Linked DNA regions of Homo sapiens: all the other regions are linked to region 1. The links are chromatin loops, found by intact Hi-C in ENCODE. Cell type or tissue: gastrocnemius medialis. All regions are shown on one strand.

The links. Hi-C counts contacts between places; a loop is a spot of excess contacts. Peaks named below come from ENCODE experiments on the same cell type or tissue, not always from the same donor. Only the 100,000 strongest peaks of a DNase experiment are listed, where the experiment ranks them.
Region 2: a loop joins it to region 1, with 12 times the contacts of the local background. A loop is called at or near these places in 11 of 110 quality-filtered maps.
Region 3: a loop joins it to region 1, with 2.9 times the contacts of the local background. A loop is called at or near these places in 2 of 110 quality-filtered maps.

Annotation. Positions count from the first base shown.
Region 1 is chr1:7,971,025-7,979,024 of GRCh38, forward strand. It overlaps PARK7 (Parkinsonism associated deglycase), which reads left to right. Exons shown (of 7, transcript NM_007262.5): 6 at 6,628-6,714. Among named protein-coding and RNA genes, the nearest start is that of PARK7, 13 kb to the left of the region's middle. In gastrocnemius medialis, CTCF peaks have their summits at 4,418 (motif pointing right) and 4,619; DNase peaks (open chromatin) are centred at 4,427 and 6,147; H3K27ac peaks cover 2,835 bases.
Region 2 is chr1:8,844,972-8,852,971 of GRCh38, forward strand. No RefSeq gene overlaps it. Among named protein-coding and RNA genes, the nearest start is that of MIR6728, 18 kb to the right of the region's middle. In gastrocnemius medialis, CTCF peaks have their summits at 4,111 (motif pointing left) and 4,310; DNase peaks (open chromatin) are centred at 3,176 and 4,010; H3K27ac peaks cover 1,831 bases.
Region 3 is chr1:8,248,625-8,256,624 of GRCh38, forward strand. LOC105376695 (a long non-coding RNA gene) reads left to right here. Exons shown (of 3, transcript XR_946937.3): 3 at 1-383. Among named protein-coding and RNA genes, the nearest start is that of LINC03154, 6.7 kb to the right of the region's middle. In gastrocnemius medialis, no CTCF peak of the experiment used is centred here; a DNase peak (open chromatin) is centred at 3,837; H3K27ac peaks cover 1,161 bases.

The DNA.
Region 1 (8,000 bases):
ATGGTTTGATTCCAAATAGCTCTTCCCCTTCATAAAGCATGCAGGGCATCTGTGTTGGTGTATTTAGTTTGGGTGGCATGAAGTTGGTGTCATTTCAGAGATGAGGACAATTGTTCTGTTTTCTGCCTCTCCATGCCTTTGGTCTACATGCTGTGAAACTTAGTGTTTTCCGTGTTTGGTTGACCTCGGAGGAAAATAAGGCCCTCTGGAATTCAGTAAACAGCTTGTTACAGCAAGTCTCTGTGCCAGAAAGTCTTTGTGCCAGCACACAATCAGCAAAATCCATCAAACATCAACACAGCAGCTCTGTCCTGTGCTTGCCCTGCAAATTCAGAAGCCCCCATGGTGCTTTCCGCTGGCTTCTCGGGCGTTTCTGATTGTCTCAGTACCGAGTGATCTTGGGCACCGCATTATCTGCCACATAATTTAGAACAAGGACATTTGGTGCTTCGCAGATGTCCTCTTCTCTTTGTACCTTAGTAATATTTTATTTTCTCATAACCATTTTAAGATCCATTCTTGTTGCTTTCCTATCAGATGATGTTCTGCCATTTTGGTTTTTTCCCATGCTGTAATTTTTGCCAGCACCTTCCTTGTTGTATAGGTCTTCATTAAATATTTGTCAGGGCCGGGCGCAGTGGCTCACGCCTGTAATCCCAGCACTTTGGGAGGCTGAGGCGGGCAGATCACCTGAGGTCAGGAGTTCAAGACCAGCCTGGCCACCATGGTGAAACCCCATCTCTACTAAAAATACAGAAATTAGCCAGGCGTGGTGGCGGGCGCCTGTAATCCCAGCTACTCGGGAGGCTGAGGCAGGAGAATCGCTTGAACCCGGGAGGCGGAGGTTGCAGTGAGCCGAGATTGTGCCGTTGCACTCCAGCCTGGGGGACACGAGCGAGACTTCGTCTCAAAAAAAAAATAAAATAAAATAAAATAAATATTTGTCAGAAGAGTGAATGAATAAACGAATGAATGAGTGGATGGTTTGGTAAACATCAACATCAAAACATGTTGCTGTTGCTATTTTGTTCAATACAGTAGGCTTTTCAAAAGAAGTTATGGGCCAGAGGTCCTGGGGACTTGATACATTCGAGTATCAGTGGTTCTCAATGTTCTTTTGGTGCACTTGCAAGGTCAAAGCAGATGCTACTGAGGGGCCAGGTGTGGTGGCTCATGCCTGTAATCTCAGCATTTTGGGAGGCCAAGGCAGAAGGATCTCTTGAAAGCCAGGAGTTTGAGACTAACCTTGGCAACATAGCCAGACCCCCATCTCAACAAACAAACAAACAAAAAATTAGCCAAGCACAGTACTGCATGCATGTAGTCCCAGCTACTCAGGAGGCTGAGATGGGAGGATCGCTTGAAGGCAAGAGTTAGAGGCTGCAGTGAGCTATGATTGCACTCCAGCCTGGGCAGCAGAGTGACACCATGTCTTTCAAACAAAATGTTATTCGCCTTTTTTCTTCTCAGTCTTTCAGGAGTGACATCAGAGTAGGATGATACCATCATCTGAGAATTTATTATTGTGTTTTAAAAATTTCCCAGTTTTATTAGGTTGATGTAAAAGTAATTGTGGTTTTTGCCATTAAAAGTAATTGGCGTGGCACAGTGGCGCATGCCTGTAATCTCAGCACTTTGGGAAGCTGAGGTGGGCAGATCGTTTGAGGTCAGGAGTTCAAAACCAGCCTGGCAAACGTGGTGAAATCCCGTTTCTACTAAAAATACAAAAGTTAGCTGGGCATGGTGGTGCACGCCTGTAATCCCAGCTACTCGGGAGGCTGAGGTGGGAGGATCACTTGAGGTCAGGAGTTCGAAACCAGCCTGGCTAACATGGTGAAACCCCGTCTCTACTAAAAATACAAAAGTTAGCTGGGCAGTTAGCTGGGTATGGTGATGCATTCCTGTAATCCCAGCTATCAGGAGGCTGAGGCAGGAGAATCTATTGAACCCGGGCGGCGGAGGTTGCAGTGAGCCGCGATTACGCCACTGCACTCCAGCCTGGGTGACACAGCAAGACTGTCTCAAAAAAAAGTAATAATTTTTAATATGGCAGATGTTCATAGATATAACCCACATAAAAGCTAAAGGGATTCTAAGACCTAAATGTTTGAGAACCGTGGCATTAGGGGCTGGGAAGAACCACAGAGGTTGACCACCCTGGCAGGTCTTGTACGTGGGCTTACTACAAGAGTCACCACTAGCCTTTTGACCTGCCCTGAGGCTCAGGTAATTATCTCTGCCAAAGGGCACTGCAGTCACTGCAGCCCAAGCAGCTGCTCCCCTCTTTGGAGAGAAAGTCACAGATCCTTGAGTTTGGTTTTCTTTGGCTCTGCTGCTGTGAAGCAAGCCTCAGTCCTAGATTCTTTGACCAAAGGAAGAAAGAGTTTGGGCTGAGTTTGTTTCCTTATGATTCTGCTGAAAGTAAAAACCACATGTCAGTTTGTCCTGTGCCACAAAAGTAGCAAAATCACTTAAGGTCAGGAGTTCGAAACCAGCCTGGCCACCATGGTGAAACCCCATCTCTACTAAAAATACAGAAATTAGCCAGGCGTGGTGGCGCGTGCCTGTAATCCCAGCTGCTTGGGAGGCTGAGGCAGGAGAATCGCTTGAACCTGGGAAGTGGAGGTTGCAGTGAGCCAAGATTGCGCCATTGCACTCCAGCCTGGGCAACAAGAGTGAAACTCCGTCTCAAAAAATAAATAAAATAAAATAATAAAAATAAAAATAACAAAAATTAGCAGGGCATGGTGGCGCATGCCTGTCGTCCTAGCTACTTGGGAGGCTGAGGCAGGAGAATCGCTTGAACCCGGGAGGCGGAGATTGCAGTGAGCCGAGATCGTGCCACTGCACTCCAGCCTGAGCGACAGAGCAAGACTTCGTTTCAAAAAAAAAAAAAAAAAATCAACCACATTTGGCTTACTGTTTTGTGCTGAGGCTAGATGGAATGCCATGCTAAGAAGCATGGGCCTTATAGTACTTTAAATCAACATTAAAAAATAAACAGGCTGGCTGTGGTGGCTCATAGCTGTAATCCTAGCACTTTGGGAGACTGAGGTGGGAGGATCACTTGAACCCAGGAGTTCAAGACCAGCCTGGGCAACATAGTGAGACCCCCCCACCGACCTCTACAAAAAAATATTTTAAAAAATCAGCCTGGTGTGGTGGTGCACACTTGTAGTCCCAGCTACTCAGGAGGCTGAGGTGGGAGGATCACTTTGAGCCCAGGAATTTGAGGTTACATTGAGATGTGGTGATCACACCACTGCACTTGAGCCTAAAGGACAGAGCAAGACTTGGTCTCTTAAAAAAAAAAAGTAAAAATAGGCCAAGGGCGGTGGCTCACACCTGTAATCCCAGCACTTTGGGAGGCCGAGGCGTGCGGATCACAAGGTCAGGAGATCGAGACCATCCTGGCTAACACGGTGAAACCCTGTCTCTCCTAAAAATACAAAAAATTAGCCAGGCGTGGTGGCGGGTGCCTGTAGTCCCAGCTACTCGGGAGGCTGAGGCAGGAGAATGGTGTGAACCTGGGGGGCAGAGCTTGCAGTGAGCCGAGATTGCGCCACTGCTCTCCAGCCTGGGCGACAGAGTGAGACTCCATCTCAAAAAAAAAAAAATTATATAAAAAACAGTAAAAATAGAAAACACACTAGCAGTGTGTTTATACCATTGAATATCCTGCACCACTGTTGTGGGCACTACACCAGAAATAGGAAAAAATGTGATGATGAGCTGAGCTAATTGAGATGAGGGTTATGGGAATGGAACAGAGGAGTGATGGAAGAGATTTGGATCTTTTAAATTGGCAAACAGAAAAATAAGATTCTTTTTTTTTTTTTTTTTTGTTGAAATGGGAGCTTTGCTCTTGTTGCCCAAGCTGGAGTGCAGTGGTGCAATTTCGGCTCACTGCAACCTCCACCTCCCAGGTTCAAGCGATTCTCCTGCCTCAGGCTCCCGAGTAGCTAGAATTACAGGCACCTGCCACCATGCCCAGCTAATTTTTGTATTTTTGGTAGAGACGGGGTTTCACCATGTTAGCCAGGCTGGTCTCGAACTCCTGATCTCGTGATCCGCCCACCTTGGCCTCCCAAAGTGCTAGGATTACAGGCGTGAGCCACCGCACCCAGCCAAGATTATTCTGAAGTGTTGCAGTTAGGGATTGGAAACATTTTGAACACAAAGAATATTAGCCTAGTCCTTAATATTGAGTGAATGAGGAACGCAAATTGGAAGGGAGTCTATGTTGAGAAGAAAATTAAATGATATTTACTTTGAGTAGGGGAGGGGGAGGAAGTGTGGAGTTGGAGGAGTGGACAGTTGTCAGCTGAGATGCCCAGGTCTAGGAATGAGGCCTCTGGAAGCAAGGTCTTGGCCACCTGGAGGAGCTGGGGAGTTGGCAGAGGTGGTCATTTTGCATGTTACCACAGGGTGGTGCTGTTGGCTGCAGAAGGGGACATGGTCAGCTGCGCCCTCTGCACTGTAGTGCAGAGTACAGAGCGTTTTCATCCATCAGAATCCCAGGTCCTGGGAGAGTGAAACGTCTCTTCTCCAGTATTCCAAATAGGGTTCTGACGCCCCAGAAAGCAGTGATTATGAGCTTACCTGATAAGTATGAAAGACATCAGTAAATTCCTGAATCCAACTGTAACATAAATTTATTCACATCGTAGCAGTGATTTTATTACCACCTTGAAGGGAGCAGCCTAAAAATTCTCGTTCACCGATCACTTTCCTCACTGTGCTATCATCTATTAAAGTTTACTTTAAAATGCAAGATGATGTAGGAATTTCTTCTTAAATTCTTACCAAATAAAAATTAAAAACAATTTATAAATCCATTCAAATAAAAATTGATAATTATTCAATTCTTACGGACTTCTAAAATTTGCTACCATACATAGCTGTCTTGTGTGTAAAAATAACGTGGAGAAGAGACATTTGAGGCTTTTGATTTAAGAGCTATAAATCAGGACTTGGTCTGAAACTGACAGCTGATATTAGGCAGAAAGCTTATGTAATTAGGTAGTATTTGTGTGATCTTCCTGTTTGTAACAGCTACGGTCTGAGTAGCTTGTGGGTATATTATATAATTCCTTCCTTGGAGTCTTGTTGAAAAATGAAAGGACAGTAAGACCAAGACCTCTCAGGTTTGCTGACACTAAAAGTGTACAAACTGTGCCACAGGATCTTAGCCATCCAGGGCACCTTAAGTGTTTCCAAGATCAAGGTGCTGTTCTGAAACGTATCCTTCTAAGTGTCATGTGAGGCCTTAGAAAGAATGTTTATATGTGTGGCTTAGAGGAAAAAGGTAGAATGAATACTTTGTAAAAAGCTTTAAGATGAAATAACAATGAAAGGTATATAAAATCTTTGTTTTTAATCCTTATTTAGGACCATTACATACGCAATATGCTTGTGACCCTCCCTGAAGTTGGCCGTTTTCAGTGAATACATTTAAATAAAAATCTCAAGTTAGGACCTGCCAATTTGGAAAGACTTCATCAACTGACACTTCCATGTGGTTCTTTGCTTAAGTAGCTTTCATCACGTGATGCTAGTGCCTTTATATCTCACACTTCCAGGCACTTCACAGGCTATCTCCTTCAAGGACAGTGTGCTGTCCATTTTAATCCTACCACCTGGCATACTTGGGTGGATAGGTGGATGAACGAGTGTTAATTTCCCATTTTATTTATTTATTTTTTATTTATTTTGAGACAGAGTCTCGCTCTGTCGCCCAGGCTGGAGTGCAGTGGCACGATCTTGGCTCACTGAAAGCTCTGCCTCCCGGGTTCACCCCATTCTCCTGCCTCAGCCTCCCGAGTAGCTGGGACTACAGGCGCCCGCCACCACGCACAGCTAATTTTTTGTATTTTTAGTAGAGACAGGGTTCCAGCGTGTTAGCCAGGATGGTCTTGATCTCCTGACCTCATGATCCAGCCGCCTTGGCCTCCCAAAGTGCTGGGAATACAGGCATGAGCCACCGTGCCCGGCCTAATTTCCCATTTTCAAGTAGAAAATAAGATTACAAAAGAGCAATAAAATCCAGAAGTTCAGAGAGTACCAGTTGCCTTTAGCATGTAACTAAATCTTTCCTTTTACTAAGAGTGAGGTAAGAAGTTGAGCCCGCCCCAGTGATCCTCCCCCTCCTTTGGACTCCTGGTATATGTGGTCCCTGTTCTGGGGATGGGGAAGGTGAGAGAGGTGAGCACATTTTGTTTATCTGTGTATGCTCTGCTGGTATCAAGGTAAATCTTCTTGAGTAAATGGTTATTGAAGTATTTTGAGTTTCTGTGCTTTTGCCAGATGTGCTCAGCAAATCGTTTGTTATAAACATACTTTATCTCTCATACTAGGAAGTGTTTCATTTCAGAATCGTAGCTGTATGTTTGGTAAGAGCCTCTTGATTTTGAAGAATACTTTGCTGTTGCAGTTTTTGTTGTTGTTAGAGAAGGGGTCTGTGTTGCCCAGGCTGATGTTGAATTCCTGGGCTCAAGCAATTTTTCTACCTAGGCCTCCCCAATTGCTGGGATTACAGGCATGAGCCACTGTGCCAGGCACTATTGCGATTTTTTAAACATGGGCTTTTCTATATCTGCACTTAGATCTTTTTATTTTTATTCTTAGGTCCTACTGCTCTGTTGGCTCATGAAATAGGTTTTGGAAGTAAAGTTACAACACACCCTCTTGCTAAAGACAAAATGATGAATGGAGGTAAGTATATGCTTGTTTTTGTTTGTTTGTTTGTTTTTTGAGATGGAGTCTCGCTCCATCGCCCAGGCTGGAGTGCAGTGGCGTGATCTTGGCTTACTGCAATCCCTGCCTCCCGGGTTCAAGCGATTCTTCTCTCTCAGCCTCCTGAGTAGCTGGGATTACAGGCGCATGCCATCACACCCAGCTAATTTTTGTATTTTTAGTAGAGATGGAGTTTCACCATGTTGGTCAGGCTGGTCTCAAACTCTTTTTTTTTTTTTTTTTTTTTTTTTTTTTGAGACAGAGTCTCGCTCTGTTGCCCAGGCTGGAGTGCCATGGTGCGTTCTCTGCTCACTGCAACTTCCGCCTCCCGGGTTCAAGTGATTCTTCTGCCTCAGCCTCCTGAGTAGCTGGGATCACAGGTGTGCTCCACCACGCCTGGCTAATTTTTGTATTTTTTAGTAGAGATGGGGTTTCTCCATGTTGGTCATGCTGGTCTTGAACTTCTGACCTTGTGATCCACCCGCCTCAGCCTCTGAAAGTGCTGGGATTACAGGCATGAGCCACCGCGCCCAGTCTCGAACTCTTGACCTTGTGATCTGCCTGCCTCAGCCTCCCAGAGTGCTGGGATTACAGGTGTTAGCCACCGCGCCTGGCCCATATGCCTGTGTGTGGTTTTTTTTTTTTTTTTGAGATGGAGTCTCTCGCTCTGTTGCCCAGGCTGGAATGCAGTGGTGTGATCTCAGCTCACTGCAACCTCCGCCTCCCGGGTTCAAGGGACTCTCCTGTCTCAGCCTCCCGAGTAGCTGGGATTACAGGCATGTGCCACCACAAGTTTCTTGTAGACTGGGCACAGTGGCTTCCGCCTGTAATCCCAGTACTTTGGGAGGCTGAGGCGGGTGGATCGCTTGAGCCCCGAGTTCGAGACCAGCCTGGGCAACATGGTTAAACTCCATCTCTACTAAAAATACAAAAAACATTAGCCAGGCATGGTGATGCACACTGGTAGTTGCAGCTGCTCAGGAGGCTGAGGTGGGATGATCGCTTTAAGCCTGGGAGGTCAAAGCTATGGTGAGCTGTGATCTCGCCACTGAACTCCAGCCTGGAGGACAAAGCAAGACCCTATCAAAAAAAAAAAAAAAAAAAAGTTTCTTGTGTACCTGTAGAATTTTATCTATCACATACTCATTATCCTTTTTATTTTAACTAAAATGAGATCTACTAAATGTATTGTTCTGCAGCTTGCTTTTTTTAACTTAATGTTAATATCTTATGTTATCTTTTAACAGCACATGTAGATTTAGATT
Region 2 (8,000 bases), 870 kb after region 1:
TGCCCTTGAACTGGTGCTGCTCCTCCTAGGAGCTCCACGTCCCCCTTCCCTTTGCTGAGAGCTCTGAAGGAGAGGTAAGGAAAGTGAATCCCAAAAGGTTTACCTTTGCCAAAATAATTGTTTGCCAGGAACAGCCTCTGTTTCTAAGGGCCAAGGCAATTGAGTTCTTAATAAGTCACCTTGTAATCTACTCTAACGAAACCTCCAGATACAGTAGGAACCCCAGGACACCTCCAGCCTCTCCTGTTTTTACAAAGAAAGGAACCATTAAGACTGAACCAAGTTGTGTTTCCAGCTGAGGCTCAGAGAAGTTAAGTGACCTGGCCAAAGCCACACAGCCAGCGGTGGCAGGAATCAGTGCTCTGAGAGAGTGAGCATTGATGTTTTTGCTCATCATGCATTCACCCTTTCTCTAGTCACAGCGCCCCATTCTTCTGGTGGGAAACACCCCCCTCCCAGTCTCAGTCCATTCTGTTGGGCGAGGCTGAGCTATCTCCAGAATCTAAGGGTGACCATGTGACCCAGGCCTAATCAATCAGTGATTCCATCTCCCTTGGCGATAGTGATTGGTTCAAGGATACACATGTAACCCATTTTGAGCCAATGAGAGTCAGGCTTAGGGTTTTTGCTGAAACAATTGAGAGAAAGAAGCTAGGGGTGCTGAGCTGAACCTACAGAGGTGCTGGGGCCACCAAGCGGAGAGATGGATTGAGGCTGAGTCCTGATGTCATCGTCTCAGTCTCTGGACCCAGCCGTGCCTGAAGCCACGTCCTTTTTGGTTTAAACTTCCTTGAATTGGTCACTGCTGTAGGTTCAGCAGATGAAAGATGCTGAACCAACTGGACCCCAAACCCACGCCCTCTTCCGACACTGCGCCGCCATCAGCCCAGATCCACCAACCTGGCTCCCCCCGGGGAGCAGACGAGGTCCACCAACCCAGGTCCCCCCGGGGAGCAGACGAGCACGTGGGCACGGCTTTGCTGTTGTTTTCGCCTTTGGATCAAACTAGCCCCAGGGACTTGGGAAGCATAGCAGAGCCCAGGAAGCTCTCTGCACCTTTCCCTCTGCGTCCTTCCCAGTCACCTGCTGTATCTTCCCTCCTTTCCAGGAAGGAGGCAATTAGAGACAAGTGAAATGTAAGCTTCCATCCACCATCTCAAAGGAGGCAGAAACATGGCTTGGAACCCAAACGTAACACTTCACAGGCTTTGTATCTGGCACACTTTTGTTATTCTTGTCATCCTAGGGATGTTTTCTTATGGTGTCCAGGAAAAAAAAAGAAAGAAAGAAAGCCCTTATGAAGAAAAGAGAACCAAAGTGGGGAGCCTGCTTATGCCAGCATCTACATAGATTTCCAGCATCACTGCTGGTTTGATAAATGCAGCTCCTCTGCCCCTGGCTCGTGTGTGACCATGTTTTTGGCAAGAGCTACATCCCAAGGTCTCAAGTGCTGTCTGACGACACATCACTGTGTATAGTTCCTGAGGGACTTTGCTCTCCGAACCTCGTGTGACAATAACCCTGAGGAGCCCCAGTCCCCACCCTGCCATGTGAGTGGGACTTAGGTACAGGCAAGATTTAATAAGTAGGCTGTCACTGCTATTTTGCAGGGATCAGTTAGGACAAAGGACACCCAGGCAGGCCAGGGCATACTTTTTGGGGGACTCACACATTTGAGGTCAGCAGTGAATTTCTAAGTCTCTATACTTTTTTTTTTTTTTGAGATGGAGTCTTGCTTTGTCACCCAGGCTGGAGTGCAGTGGCACGATCTCAACTCACTGCAACCTCCACCTCCCGGGTTCAAGTGATTCTCCTGCCTCAGCTTCCCAAGCAGCTGGAACTACAAGCGCCCGCCACCACATCCGGGTAATTTTTTTTTTCTTTGCAGACAAAGTCTCACTCTTTTGCCCAGGCTGGAGTGCTGTGGTGTCATCTCGGTTCACTGCAACCTCCGCCTCCTGGGTTCAAGTGATTCTCATGTCTCAGCCTCCTGAATAGCTGAAATCATAGGTGCCTGCCACCACGCCCAGCTAATTTTTTTGTATTTTTAGTAGAGATGGGGTTTCACCATGTTGGCCAGGCTGGTCTCGAACTCCTGACCTCAAGTGATCCGCCCAACTCAGCCTCCCAAAGAGCTGGGATTATAGACGTGAGCCACTGTGTCTAGCCTTCATTTTGTTGTTGTTGTTGTTGTTTAGTTGAGACAGGGTTTCATCATGTTGGCCAGGCTGGTCTCAAACTCCTGACCTCAAATGAGCCTTGGCCTCCCAAAGTGCTAGGATTACAGATGTGAGCCACCGTGCCCGGCCCTAGGTCTCTATACTTCCAGGTCATTTGAATTGGGGTGACATTAGTGTGGAGACATCATCTCTGTTTATTGGTGAAGTAAGCTGAGAGTGGCCTTCTTTCAGGAGGAGGGGGCCACCGCCTACTGTGAGAGACCCCCAACACATAGCTTCCCCTTAGGGCAGAGTAGGATTGGTCAAGCCTTTGTTTTTTCAGCAATTGTCCCTGTTTCTACTCTGGAAGTCATATTTCTCTAGTATGAGGCATTATTTCTGCAGTGTCTAGGCCTTAGGAAGGTGTTGGCTAGAGACTTACAAGGGTCTTTTAACACTGCAGGCTCTTTATGCCAAATACTGCAGCCCATTTCCTATGGAGGTTGGCTGGCTGGCTGGCTGGCTTTGATGTTGGTGGATGAGATGAGGCCCAACATTCCATAAAAACAGGGAAAAAGTGTGACCAAGATGACCAAGAGGAGAGACCCAAGGATCTGATCACTCCCGACCCCGCCTCGGGCTGCCCTTCCCCAGACCAGGCACCCAGGGCCCCTGCCTTGTGTGGAGTCACTGATTCTCCCCGAATGGCCCTAGAGCACTCCCTCAAACAGGTGCTGTCACTTGGAATGACAGAAATCAGTGCAGGACACCTGTGGAAATTCTCCCCTGAAGTTGCAGCCTGACCACAGATGCCCTCCATATGAGCACTTGGCATAGAACCCACTGGTTCCCTTTAAAGCAGGTGCACGTGAACTTGGGTACTCACCCTGTGGCTGCCTCTGCCATGCTCATTTCCAAAGTGGTCCCCGGGGCTGGTCCCAGGAAGTATTGTTCCCGGCCCTGGTTTGCTGGTTTTTCTGGCTTGTGGCTGGCCATGCCACACACAGCTGCACCTGCTCTGCGGCTTTGCTTCCCAGTGAGGCGGAGGCAGGTACTAGGTCTCACTGCTGAAGATCAGAGTTCAGTGCTAGGGCAGCCAGAGAGGGAGGGGAGCTGTGGCCAAGCAGAGAGGCAGGGAGGCACAGCAGCTGCTCTTCCCACAGCTGTTTCCTCCTCTGTCCTTTCATCCACTGAAAGCCTGAACAAAAGACCTCAACACACAAGAAATGTGAGGGAAGGAGATGTTACCCAAAAGGTTCAGAAATCAAAGTGGGAGGCCGGGCGCAGTGGCTCATGCCTGTAATCCCAGCACTTTGGGAGGCCAAGGCGAGTGGATCACCTGAAGTCAGGAGTTCGAGACCAGCCTGGCCAACATGGTGAAACCCCGTCTCTACTAAAAATACAAAAATTAGCTGGGCATGATGGCAGGCACCTGTAATCCCAGCTACTCGGGAGGCTGAGGCAGGAGAATCACTTGAATCCAGGATGTAAAGGTTGCAGTGTGCTGAGATCACGCCACTGCACTCCAGCCTGGGCGACAAAGCTAGACTCTGTCTCAACGACGACAACAAAAAAGAAATCAAAATGGGCCAAGGAAGAAGTCTCGCTTTGACCAGGTCCCATGGCCTCTGCTGTGCCTCGTCCCAGCATCTGCGGTGACACAGGAGAGAGTGTTGACAAGGATGTGCTGTCCGGGAATCTCCCTTTATCCAGTGACAGCTCCATTCATCTCACCGAGCTTTGCCCAGAGCTCTGGGCTGGCTTCACTCTGGCTCTGAGTCCCTGTGAGCCACAGGGTACAGTCCACTTGCAACAGTAAACCTGCGCCAGCCAGCTGGGGCTGGAGAGAAGGAAGGGCTGGGATGGCAGCCAGCCCAGCCAGGCAGCGTGCAGAGCCAGCAGCTAGGGGAGGCCACGGAGGCCCAGGGTCTTGGGGCAGCCCCACTGCGCCCCCTGGCGGCTGAAGGAAGCTCCTGGGCGCGTCTGGACCTGGACCACCAGCTGACCTTCTGCACAGTTAAAGAGTAGCTGTGACCTGGCTTTCATATGCAGAAATAAATAAATAAATAAATAAATAAATAGAGTAGCCAGGAGGAGTAGCCAGGATGAGGGCCCTGACCAGGGCTCCTTACATATTGTGTCTCACCGCACCCCTAGCAGGCGGATGCAGGGGCGCCCTGCTCTCATGGCAGGGAAAGCTGAGCTGCACCTGCAGAAGGTTGGGGGAAGGATTAACCCCCTCCAACCCCCCCCGGTACAGAAGAGCTCCTCTCCAGCCCCGTGGCCCTCAGCCCTCAGGCATTGTATGTTCTGGCCAGGAGTCCTGGTTGTACACTGGCCGACCTAGAGCTTCAATTTTCCCAGTCCTAGCCTAGCCTGGTGTAAGCTCAGTGAAGGCAGCAGTTTTAACAGTGCTAACTGCACAGCGGCGCTCTTTCTTAATAATAACAAGAAGGACAGCTGGGGGTGGGTGTGTACTGGGAGTGGCCACGACCTCTGAGCACACTGTCTGAAAACACCACATTTTCAACAGTGTTTTTGGTTGTTTCGCTTTTTTTTGAGACAGAGTCTCACTCTGTCACCCAGGCTGGAGTGCAATGGAGTGCAATGGTGCGATCTCTGCTCGCTGCAACCGCTGCTTCCCGGGTTCAGGTGATTCTCGTGCCTCAGACTCCTAAGTAGCTGGGGATTACAGGTGTGCGCCACCACACCCAGCTAATTTTTGTATTTTTAGTAGAGACGGGGTTTCACCATGTTGGCCAGGCTGGTTTCAAACTTCTGACCTCAGGTGACCCGCCCACCTCAGCCTCCCAAAGTGCTGGGATTACAGGCGTGAGCCACTGTGCCCGTCCTTCAGCAGTTTTTAAGGTGATCTGTTGGCAGTTAAGACTTAGACTTTTTTTTTTAAAGACGCTTTAAAAAAAAAAAAGACACCTTTTCAACAAACGGTACTGGGACAACTGGATATCCACATGCAACCTTATATAAAAATGAACTCAAATGGCTCATAGACCTAAATGAAAGACCTAAAACTATTAGACTCTTAGAAGGAATTAACAGGTGCAAATCTTTTGGAGCTTGGATTAGGCAATGGTTTCTTAAATACAATACCAAAAGCACAGCAGCAACAACAAAATAGACAAAGTGGACCTCATCAGAAGTAAACACTCTTGTGCATCAAAGGACACTATTGGCTGGGCATGGTGGCTCACGCCTGTAATCCTAGCACCTTGGGAGGCCAAGGCAGGAGGATGGCTTGCGCTCAAGCTGGGCTCAAGACCAGCCTGGGCAACATAGTGAGACCTCATCTCTACAAAAAAATTTTGAAAAATTAGCTGGATGTGGTGGCGTGCATCTCTAGTCCCAGCTACTTGGGGGGCTGAGTGAGGGGATCACTTGAGCCCAGGAGTTTGAGGTTGCAGTGAGCTATGACTGTTCCACTGTACTCCAGCCTGGGTGACAAAGCAAGAACCTGGCTCAAAAAAATAAATAAATAAAAGTAAATAAAAAGTTATATAAGGCACTATCAAGAAAGTGAAAAGACAACCTACAGAATGGGAGAAAATGTTTGTAAATCATGTAACTATCAGTTCTATCAGAATTCTACAACTCAACAAAAAAACACAAGCAACTCAATTCAAAAATGGGCAAAGGGCTGGGTGCGGTGGCTCATGCCTATAACCCCAGTAGTTTGGGAGGCCAAGGTGGGCAGATCACCTGAGGTCAGGAGTTCTTGACCAGCCTAGACAACATAGTGAAAGCCCATCTCTACTAAAAATACAAAAAATTAGCTGGGCGTGGTGGTGGGTGCCTGTAATCCCAGCTACTCGGGAGGCTGAGGCAGGAGAATTGCTTGAGCCCAGGAGGTGGAGGTTGCAGTGAGCCGAGATCGTGCCACTGCGCTCCAGCCTGGGTGACAGAGTAAGAATCTGTCTCAAAAAAAAAAAAAAAAAAAAAGCGAAGGAGGATTGCTTGAACCTAGGAATTTGAGACCAGCCTGGGCAACATTGTGAGACCCTCGACTCCACAAAAAAAAAAAAAAAAAAAAAAAAAATTAGCTGAGTGTAGTGGTACATGCCTGTAGTCCCAGCTACTTGGGAGGCTGAGGTGGGAGATCAAGGCTGCAGTGAGCTACAAGTGCGCCACCGCACTCCAGCCTGGGCAACAGAGTGAGACCCTGTCTCAAAAAAAAAAAAAAAGTACTTGAATAGTCATATCTCCAAGATTACAAGTTGATGGCCAGACACAGTGGCTCGCACTTTGGGAGACTGAGATTGGAGGATTGCTTGAGCTCAGGAGTTTGAGACCAGCCTGGGCAACATGGCAAAACCCCGTCTCTACCAAAAAATACAAAAAAATTAGTTGGGCATGGTGGCGCTCACCTGGAGTCTCAGTTACTTGAGGGGCTGAGGCGGGAGGATTGCTTGAGCCCAGGAAGTCAAGGCTTTGGTGAGCCCTGATCAAGCCACTGCACTCCAGCCTGGGTGACAGAGAGAAACTCTGTCTCAGAAACAAGAGCAACAAAAACAAATTGACAGTAAGCACATGAAAAGATGTTCAACATCATTAGCCATTCGAGAAATGTAAATCAAACCCACAATGAGATACCCCTTCACAACCATTAGGATGGAATTTAAAAACACAAAAAACGGCTGGGCGCAGTGGCTCATGCCTGTAATCCCAGCACTTTGGGAGGCCAAGGCAGGCGGATCACCTGAGGTCAGGAGTTCAAGAACAGCCTGGCCAACATGGTGAAACCCAGTCTTTACTAAAAATACAAAAATTAGCTGGGCATGGTGGCACACGCCTGTACTCCCAGCTACTCGGGAGGCTGAGGCAGGAGAATTGATTGATCCCAGGAGGCGGAGATTGCAGTGAGCCGAGATCGCGTCACTGCACTCCAGCCTGGGTGACAGCGCAAGACTCTGTCTAAAAAAAACAAAAAACAAAAAACCCAGAAAATAACCATTGTTGGTGAGGATGTGGAAACTCGGACTCCTTGAACCCTGCTGGTGGAAAAGTAACATGGTACAGCCATTGTGGAAAACAGTTCAGCAGCTTCTCAAAAACTGAAACATAGAGTTGCCATATACCCAGCAATTCCACACCCAGGTGTAGACCCGTAAGAACTGAAACCATAAGTTCACACAGAAATTTATACACAAATGTTCAGAGGAGCCTTATTCATAACAGCCCTCAAATGAAAACAACACAGATGTCCATAAAACTGAATGGGGGCAATGCACCCGTAATCCCACCTACTCTGGAGGCTGAGGCCTGAGGATGCCTTTAGCCCAGGAATTCGAGGCTGCAGTGAGCTATGATTATCACTGCACTCCAGCCTGGGTGACAGAGTGAAACTCCATCTCAAAAAAAAAGACAGATCATGCCATCTCAAAAAGAAAGAAAGAAAGAAAGAAAGAAAGAAAGAAAGAAAGAAAACCACAAAACTTCTCTCATTTCTTTCTTTTTTTTAATTTTCTTTTTTATTTTTGAGGCAGAGTCTCTGTCACCCAGGCTGGATTTCAGTGGTAAGCATAGCTCTCTGCAGCCTCGAACTCCTGGGCTCAAGGCATCCTCCAGCCTCAGCCTCCTAAAGTGTTGGGATTACAGGCGTGAGCCATCATGCCTGGCCTCCTCTTCATCCTGAGCACCAAAACGTCAGAACTCAGAGGTCTTGCCGGTAGGTTGCTGTGTGCCTTATGTGAGGGACATTAAAACCACATGGTGTGGACCATGGGGCTTATTCATGCCTGGGGCACCTGCTGTGTACCAGGCACCTTTCTTCCTGCAGGATTCACTACAGTCAGCAAAATAAAGTCTAATGGAGCTTACAGTGTA
Region 3 (8,000 bases), 280 kb after region 1:
CTGTGTCGCCCAGGCGGGAGCGCAATGGTGTGATCTCAGCTCACTGCAACCTCTGCCTCCCAGGTTCAAGCGATTCTTCTGCCTCAGCCTCCTGAGTAGCTGGGATTACAGGCATGTGCCACCATGCCCGGGTAATTTTGTATTTTTAGTAGAGGTGAGGTTTCACCATGTTGGTCAGGCTGGTCTTGAACTCCTGACCTCAGGTGGTCTGTCCGCCTCAGCCTCCCAAAGTGCTGGGATTATAGGCATGAGCCACTGCACCCAGCTTGTCATGCTCTTTTAACAGGGACCCACAGGAGAAGATACATTTACCATCAAGACTAGCCTGCATAATGAAAAAGAATGTTTTACTGAAATGCTGTTATTAAAGGGCTGCATTCCAATATTTTCTGTTTTATTCTATTTTGTTAAAAATATAAATGTTGGGGGCCGGGCCCAATATTGGGAGGCCAAGGTGGGTGGATCTCTTGAGCCCAGGAGTTTGAGACCAGCCTGGCCAACAAAACGAGGCCCCATCTCTACAAAAAATAACTTAAAAAATTAGGTGGGCATAGTGTCATGCTCTAGTAGTCCTAGCTACTCTGGAAGCTGAGGCAGGAGGATCACCTGAGTGCAGGAGTTGGAGGCTGCAGTGAGCTACGGTTGCACCACTGCGCTCCAGCCTGAGTGACAGAGGGGACTCTATCTCCAAAAAAGAAAAAAGGCCGGGTGTGGTGACTCATGCCTGTAATCCCACTATTTTGGGAGGCCTAGGTGGGTAGATCACCTAAGGTCAGGAGTTCGAGACCAGTCTGGCCAACATGGTGAAACCCCATCTCTACTAAAAATACAAAAACAAAAAAAATATCAGCCAGGTGTGGTGGTGGGCGCCTGTAGTCCCAGCTACTCGGGAGGCTGAGGCAGGAGAATCGCTTGAACCCGGGAGGCAGAGGTTGCAGGGAGCCAAGATCGCACCACTGTACTTCAGCTTGGCGACAGAGTGAGAGTCTGTCTCAAAAATAAATAAACAAATAAGAAAAAAAAGTTATTTGCAGTCCACTAAGTTGGTATGATGACCTACCATTGGGACACAATCAACAGCGTACTGGAAAGATAGTACCCTCAGTGAGTCCATTTGAAGTTCTCACCCCTCTCTGACCATCAGGCCTTCACAGGACTGTGGGGCCCCAGCCACCAAGGTCCATGGAAGCCTCATTCCTTGTGTCTAAACGTGTAAACGTTACAAATCAATGTACTACAGTAAATAAAATAAAATGTAAGGACCAATTTTGGGGCTCAGAAGCCAGTACCCCAAAATTTGGCATTTGATATGCTGAGCTGAAGAAGCCTCAAGGTCTCTCTGACCACCATCCCACCATCTCTCCCAAAGAAACCTCAGCTCTCTTATCTGCCTGAGATCCGGCCCCAGCAAGGAGAACAAGGGTTTCCTCCCCTTCCTGTAAGACCAAAAATGTAACCACACACAAACAGACCCTTTTTCAAGATAGTGACTTTCTCCAAGGATCATTTAAATTCCAAAGAGAACTATCTACAAGTGAATTTCTGTTCCCCGATCAGATCAGATCGTTCTTCCTGCAATCATTTATTGCCCCTCAATAGAATTCCTTTTCTCCCAGCTGGGCTCCCATAACCTGTTCTACCAGGATCCAATCCCCTGTTCGTTCTTTCTGTAATCTCAAGATGGTACAGAAGCTTCTGTAGCTTATTAGGAAGTTGGGTCTTCATTCTGAAGCCTCCGTGTATTGTGTTAAATAAACTTGCGTGTCTTTTCTTCCATAATCAACCTGGCTCATGCCAGTGATTTTTCAGCAAACCTTTAGGGGACCAAGGGCCTTGGTACCCACACCTACCTTGAACTTGGTGGGGCCAAGAAGTATAAATGGCGCCTTTGGCCCCTGGCCCCGCTCTCTGCTCCCCATCTTTGGCTCTGCCCCTACCGCCCAACCTGCACTTTGAGCTCTCCTCCTGCCTCTACCTACAGCTGGCTGCCTCTAGACCACCCCTCTGGCCTGGAAGGGCACAAGCCAGCCCGTCCACCCTCAGAAAGATGGCTTGAGACCATCTGGGTGGGGAATTCTGGGATCTCAGATAAAAAAAATAAAACTAGAAGTGGGGCCTGGGCTCCTTGTCCCGTGGGGAGGGGCACGGCCAGTGGAGGGCCAGAGCAAGCCCTCCTAAAGCTTGCGATGCAGGGCAGGGGCCCCACCTGGGGTGCAGGAGGTGAAACAGACATTCCTGGGAGGCACCACCATCTACCCGCCTGCCTTCTCCGCAGGTGCCTGTCCTCTTTTTTCTGTTTTTGAGACAGGGTCTCACTCTGACACCCAGGCTAGAGTGCAGTGGCACTGTTATGGTTCACTGCAGCCTCTACTTCATGGACTCAAGTGATCCTCCCATTTCAGCCTCCTGAGTAGCTGGGACTACAGGGGGCAGGTGCCACCATGGCCAGCTAATTTATTTTGTAGAGATGGGTTTCACTATGTTGCCCAGGCTGGTCTTGAACTCCTGGGCTCAAGCAATCCTCCCATCTTGGCCTCCAAAATTGCTGGGATTACCAGTCTGAGCCACTGAACCTGATTGAAAAATAGCTTTAAATAACTTAGTTTGTAACATTCATAGCCTAATTCATAATATTTAGATATAAAAGGCCAGCTCTGATATCTAAGAGGAAAGCCAAGTGGCTAGGATTCTCTTATGCATCCTTGGCACAGCTAACCTGTCCTTATCGGATGCCTTGATGGCTGAAACCCCCGGTGCCCATTTGGAGAGCGAGAGTAAATTATCTAAAAGTACGAAGAAGAAAATGAAAATAAATCACAGTGCCACCTCCCATAAATAGCTACTGCTAATACCTCAGACCATCGTTCTGGTTTTTTTCCATGTATATCTATATGCCTCTATCTATACATTCAAATAAATCATTTTGCGGAATTTAAGAGCATACTAATCGTTGCCTCTTTCACTTAAATGTGTTGTGAGCATTTCCACGTATTAAATATTTTTCTAAGCCTGAGTCATGAGTATGTTTTAAATCTCTAATAAATTTTTCCAAATTGCACACCAGAAAGAGTGTAGCGCTTTGTGTCAACACCAGCAGTCTTTGAGGACACTTGTATTTGGGCACCTCCCCAACATTGTGTATGAGCCCCTAAGAGACGGGGAGAGGGCAAGAGCACAGGTTCTGGACACCCGCATTGGCCTAAACCCCAGCTCTGCAACAAACCCCCACGTGACTTTGGGTGAGTGATTACATTTTCCAGCACAGGCATCATCCGGTGTTTTCTATAAAGGTCCAGATTAGAGTTGGTTTCACGAGCTCTCATCTCCAGCACGCACAAGGGCCCCAGGCTTCGAAGGCCCCGAGTTTGCTTTAATGCTCTGCTGTCACTGCTTTAGCATTCTTAACTAATTAATTAATTTTATTTATTTATTTTTGAGACAGAGTCTCACTCCATTGCCCAGGCTGGAGTGCAGTCACTATAACCTCTGCCTCCTGGGTTCAAGTGATTCTCCTGCCTCAGCCTCCCAAGTAGCTGGGATTACAGGTGCATGCCACCACACTCGGTTAATTTTTGTATTTTTAGCAGAGACAGTTTTCACCATGTTGGCCAGACTGGTCTCGAACACCCACCCTCAGGTGATCCGCCCACCTTGGCCTCCCAAAGTGCCGGGATTACAGGCATGAGCCACCTCGCCCGGCCACATTTTTAGTTTATAAACAACGCCCCTGCATTTTCATTTTGCACTGAGCTACTACAACTCTGTAGCCAGTTGTGGGCCAGATGGTGTCTATTTTCAGCTTTGTGGACCATAGGTCCCTGTTGCAACTACTCAAGTCTGCAGGCAGCGGGAGCAGCAGCCAGGGACAGCAGGTAATGAATGAGCATGGCAGTTCTCCAGTAACATTGCATCTGCAAACACAGCCGGCATCCCGGATTTTGCCAGTGAACCATAGTTTGCTGACTCCTGAACCAGTGCCTCAGTTTCCCCAAAGGTAAAAATAGGGAGAATAATATTGCTTATTTCATACGGCTGTTCTGAGGACCAGTCATTGAATGCAAATAAAGCACTTAAACAGTCAGCATTACATAGTGTTAGCTGTATTACTGTGTTAGTCTGTTTGCGTTGCTGTAAAGGAATACCTGAGGTTGGGAAATTTCTAAAGAAAAGAGGTTTCATTGACTCATGGTTTCTCAGGCTGTACAGGAAGCATGGTGGCCAGCATCTGCTTCTGGTGAGAGCCCCAGGAAAGCTTCCAATCATGATGGAAGGTAAAGGGGGAGTAGATGCATCACACGGCGAGAGCGAGAGAGGAGAGAGGTGCCACACTCTTTTAAACGACCAGCTCCCCTGTAAACTCAGAGGGAGAACTCGCTGATTACCGCGCCATTCATGAAAGATCCGCCCCTGTGATCCAATAGCTCCCCCCAGGCCCCACCTCCAATATTGGAGGCCGCATTTCAACATGAGATTTGGAGGAGACAAACATCCAAACCACATCAATTACTTTTTTTCTTTTTGAAGTGGAGTTTCACTCTTGTTGCCCAGGCTGGAATGCAACAATCTCAGCTCACCATAAGCTCTGCTTCCCGGGTTCAGGCGATTCTCCTTCCTCAGCCTCCAGAGTAGCTGGGATTACAGGCATGTGCTACCACACCCAGCTAATTTTGTTTGTATTTTTAGTAGAGACGGGGTTTCTCCATGTTGGCCAGGCTGGTCTTGAACTCCCGACCTCAGGTGATCCGCCCACCTCAGCCTCCCAAAGTGCTAGGATTACAGGCTTGAGCCACTGGACCCAGCCATCAATTACTTTTTTTAAAAAAGTATGCTGGGCACGGTGGCTCATGTGGTAATCCTGGCACTTTGGGAGGCCGAGGCGGGTGGATCACCTGAGGTCGGGAGTTCGAGACCAGCCTGGCCAACATGGAGAAACCCCATCTCTACTCAAAATACAAAATTAGTCGGAAGTGGTGGTGGGCACTTGTAATCTCAACTGCTCGGGAGGCTGAGGCAGGAGAATCGCCTGAACCCAGGAGGCGGAGGTTGCAGTGAGCTGAGATTGCGCCATTACATTCCAGTCTGGGCAACAAGAGCAAAACTCCATCTCAAATTAACAAATTAACATAAAGTAAAATGTACTCTTTTTAGCCATTTTTAACTGTGCAGTGCCATGGCATTAAGCACGCTCATACTGCTGTGCAACTTCTCCACTACCCAACTGCAGAGTTTTTTTGTTTTTTTGTTTGTTTTTTTTTTTAAATATATCTCGCAGAACTAAAACTCTGTATTCATTAAACACTAACTCCTCATTCTCCCTACCCCTATCCCCTGGCAGCCACCATCATCCTACTTTCTGTCTCTATGAATTTGACTGTTCTAGCCACATCATACTCATATGAGTCTAATCATGAGTGGAATCATACAGTATTTTAACTTTTTGTGACTGGCTTATTTCATTTTGCATAACATCCTCCAGGTTCATCCATGTTGTAGCACGTGTCAGATTTCCCTTCCTTTTTTTTTTTTTTTGAGATGGAGTCTCACTCTGTTGCCTAGGCTGGAGTGCAATGGTGCGATCTTGGCTCACTGCAACCACCACCTCCCAGGTTCAAGCGATTCTCCTGCCTCAGCCTCCCGAGTAGGTGGGATTACAGACGTGCATCACCACACCCGGCTAATTTTTGTATTTTTAGTAGAGATGGGGTTTCACCATGTTGGCCAGGCTTTTCTCGAACTCCTGACCTGAGGTGATCCGCCCACCTTGGCCTCCCAATTTAAGACTTTTTGTCCATTTTTGATTTGGGTTGTTTGCGAGTTTTTTACTTAGTTTCAATTAAGAGTTTTCTATGTATTCTAGACATTAATCCCTTATCAGGTATGTGATTTGGAAATATTTTCTCCCATTTCCAACCCTATGGGTTGCCAAATACTTTCAGCCCCACGGACTGCCTTTTTACCCTGTTGGTAGTATTCTTTTTTCTTTTCTTTTTTTTTTTTTTTTGAGATGGAGTTTCGCTCTTGTTGCCCAGGCTGGAGTGGAATGGTGCCATCTCGGCTCACTGCAACCTCCACCTCCCAGGTTCAAGCGATTCTCCTGCCTCAGCCTCCCGTGTAGCTGGGATTACAGGTGCATGCCACCACGCCTGGCTAACTTTTGTATTTTTAGTGGAGACGGGGCTTCACCATGTTGCCCAGGCTGGTCTCCAACTCCTGATCTCAGGTGATCCACCCATCTTGGCCTCCCAAAGTGCTGGGATTACATTACAGGCATGAGCCACCACACCCGGTCGATTACTATAGCTTTGTAGTAAGTTTTAAAATCAACTATATTCTTCTGTTTCAAGACTGATTTTGCTGTGAGGGTTCCCTGATATATATATATATATATATTTTTTTTGAGACGGAGTCTCGCTCTGTTGCCCAGGCTGGAGTGCAGTGGCACAATCTCGGCTCACTGCAAGCTCAGCCTCCCGGGTTCACGCCATTCTCCTGCCTCAGCCTCCCGAGTAGCTGGGACTACAGTCGCCCGCCACCACTCCTGGCTAATTTCTTGTATTTTTAGTAGAGAAGGGGTTTCACCGTGTTAGCCAGGATGGTCTCGATTTCCTGACCTGGTGATCCGCCTGCCTCGGCCTCCCAAAGTGCTGGGATTACAGGTGTGAGCCACCTCGCCCGGCCAGGGTTCCCTGATATTCTGTATGAATTTTAGGATGGATTTTTTTGTTTCTGTAAAGAAAATTGTTGGGATCTTCTTTCTTTCTTTCTTTCTTTCTTTCTTTCTTTCTTTCTTTCTTTCTTTCTTTCTTTCTTTCTCTGTCTCTCTCTCTCTCTCTCTCTCCCTCCCTCCCTCCCTCTCTCTCTCTCTCTCTTTCTTTCTTTTTTGAGATGGAGTTTCGCTCTTGTTGCCCAGGCTGGAGTGCAATCTCAGCTCACTGCAACCTCCGCCTCCCAGATCCAAGCAATTCTCCTGCCTCAGCCTCCGGAGTAGCTGGGATTACACGCATGTGCCACCACACCCGGCTAATTTTGTATTTTTTTTTTTTTAGTAGAGACAGAGTTTCTCCAGATTGATCAGGCTGGTCTTGAACTCCTGACCTCAGGTGATCCGCCCACCTTGGCCTCCCAAACTGCTGGGATTACAGGAGTGAGCCACTGCGCCCGGCCCATTGTTGGAATTTTTACAGGGATTGCATTGAATCCGTAGATGCTACCATCACTTTTTTTTTTTTTTGAGACTTTTGTATTGCTTTGTCACCCAAGCTGGAGTGCAGTCATACAATCAAGGCTCATTGCAGCCTTGACCTCCTGGGCTCAAGGGAGCCTCCCACCTCAGTCTGCCAAAGTGCTGGGATTACAGGTATGAGGCACAGTGCCCGGCCTCCTATTACCTTTTTAAAGTTTAACAAATTAGTATATTGAAGAGGTATTTTGTTATAGTTAGTTTACATTTTTGTTCCTAATAAGGTTGATTAGCTATTTGTAAATCTTTCTGAATGTTTGCAATCTTTTGTCTGTTGAAATTAAAAAAAAATTTCTACTGGTGTTTTAATATCACATATATAAAGGATATTGAGAATATCAACATTTCTTTTGTCACATAAAATCTCCAAATATTCCTTGGGCCCCTCTTTGGGCACTGTGTAGAATGTTGGCTGAAGTAGGGAGGAAAAAGCCATAATCCCTGTCCTTGTGGGGTAGGAAGGTTGATCAGCAATATTGAAATAATTACCCAAATATGTCATTACAGATGGGAATAAGTGACGTAAAGGCAAGAACGAAAGTACAATGAAGGGGACCTGATCTAGCTGTGGGCTCAGAGAAGGCTGAGATGCTAAGATGAGTTGCAAATAACTATAGATGGTGTGGAGGGGTGAAATCGGAGTTGAAGAGCCTTCCTGGCAAAGATGTGAGCACGTGCAAAGGTCCTGAGGTCTGAAGGAGCTGGATGTGTCCAAGGACATGAAAACAGGCGGTTTGACCTGAAATGTGAAGAATGAGAA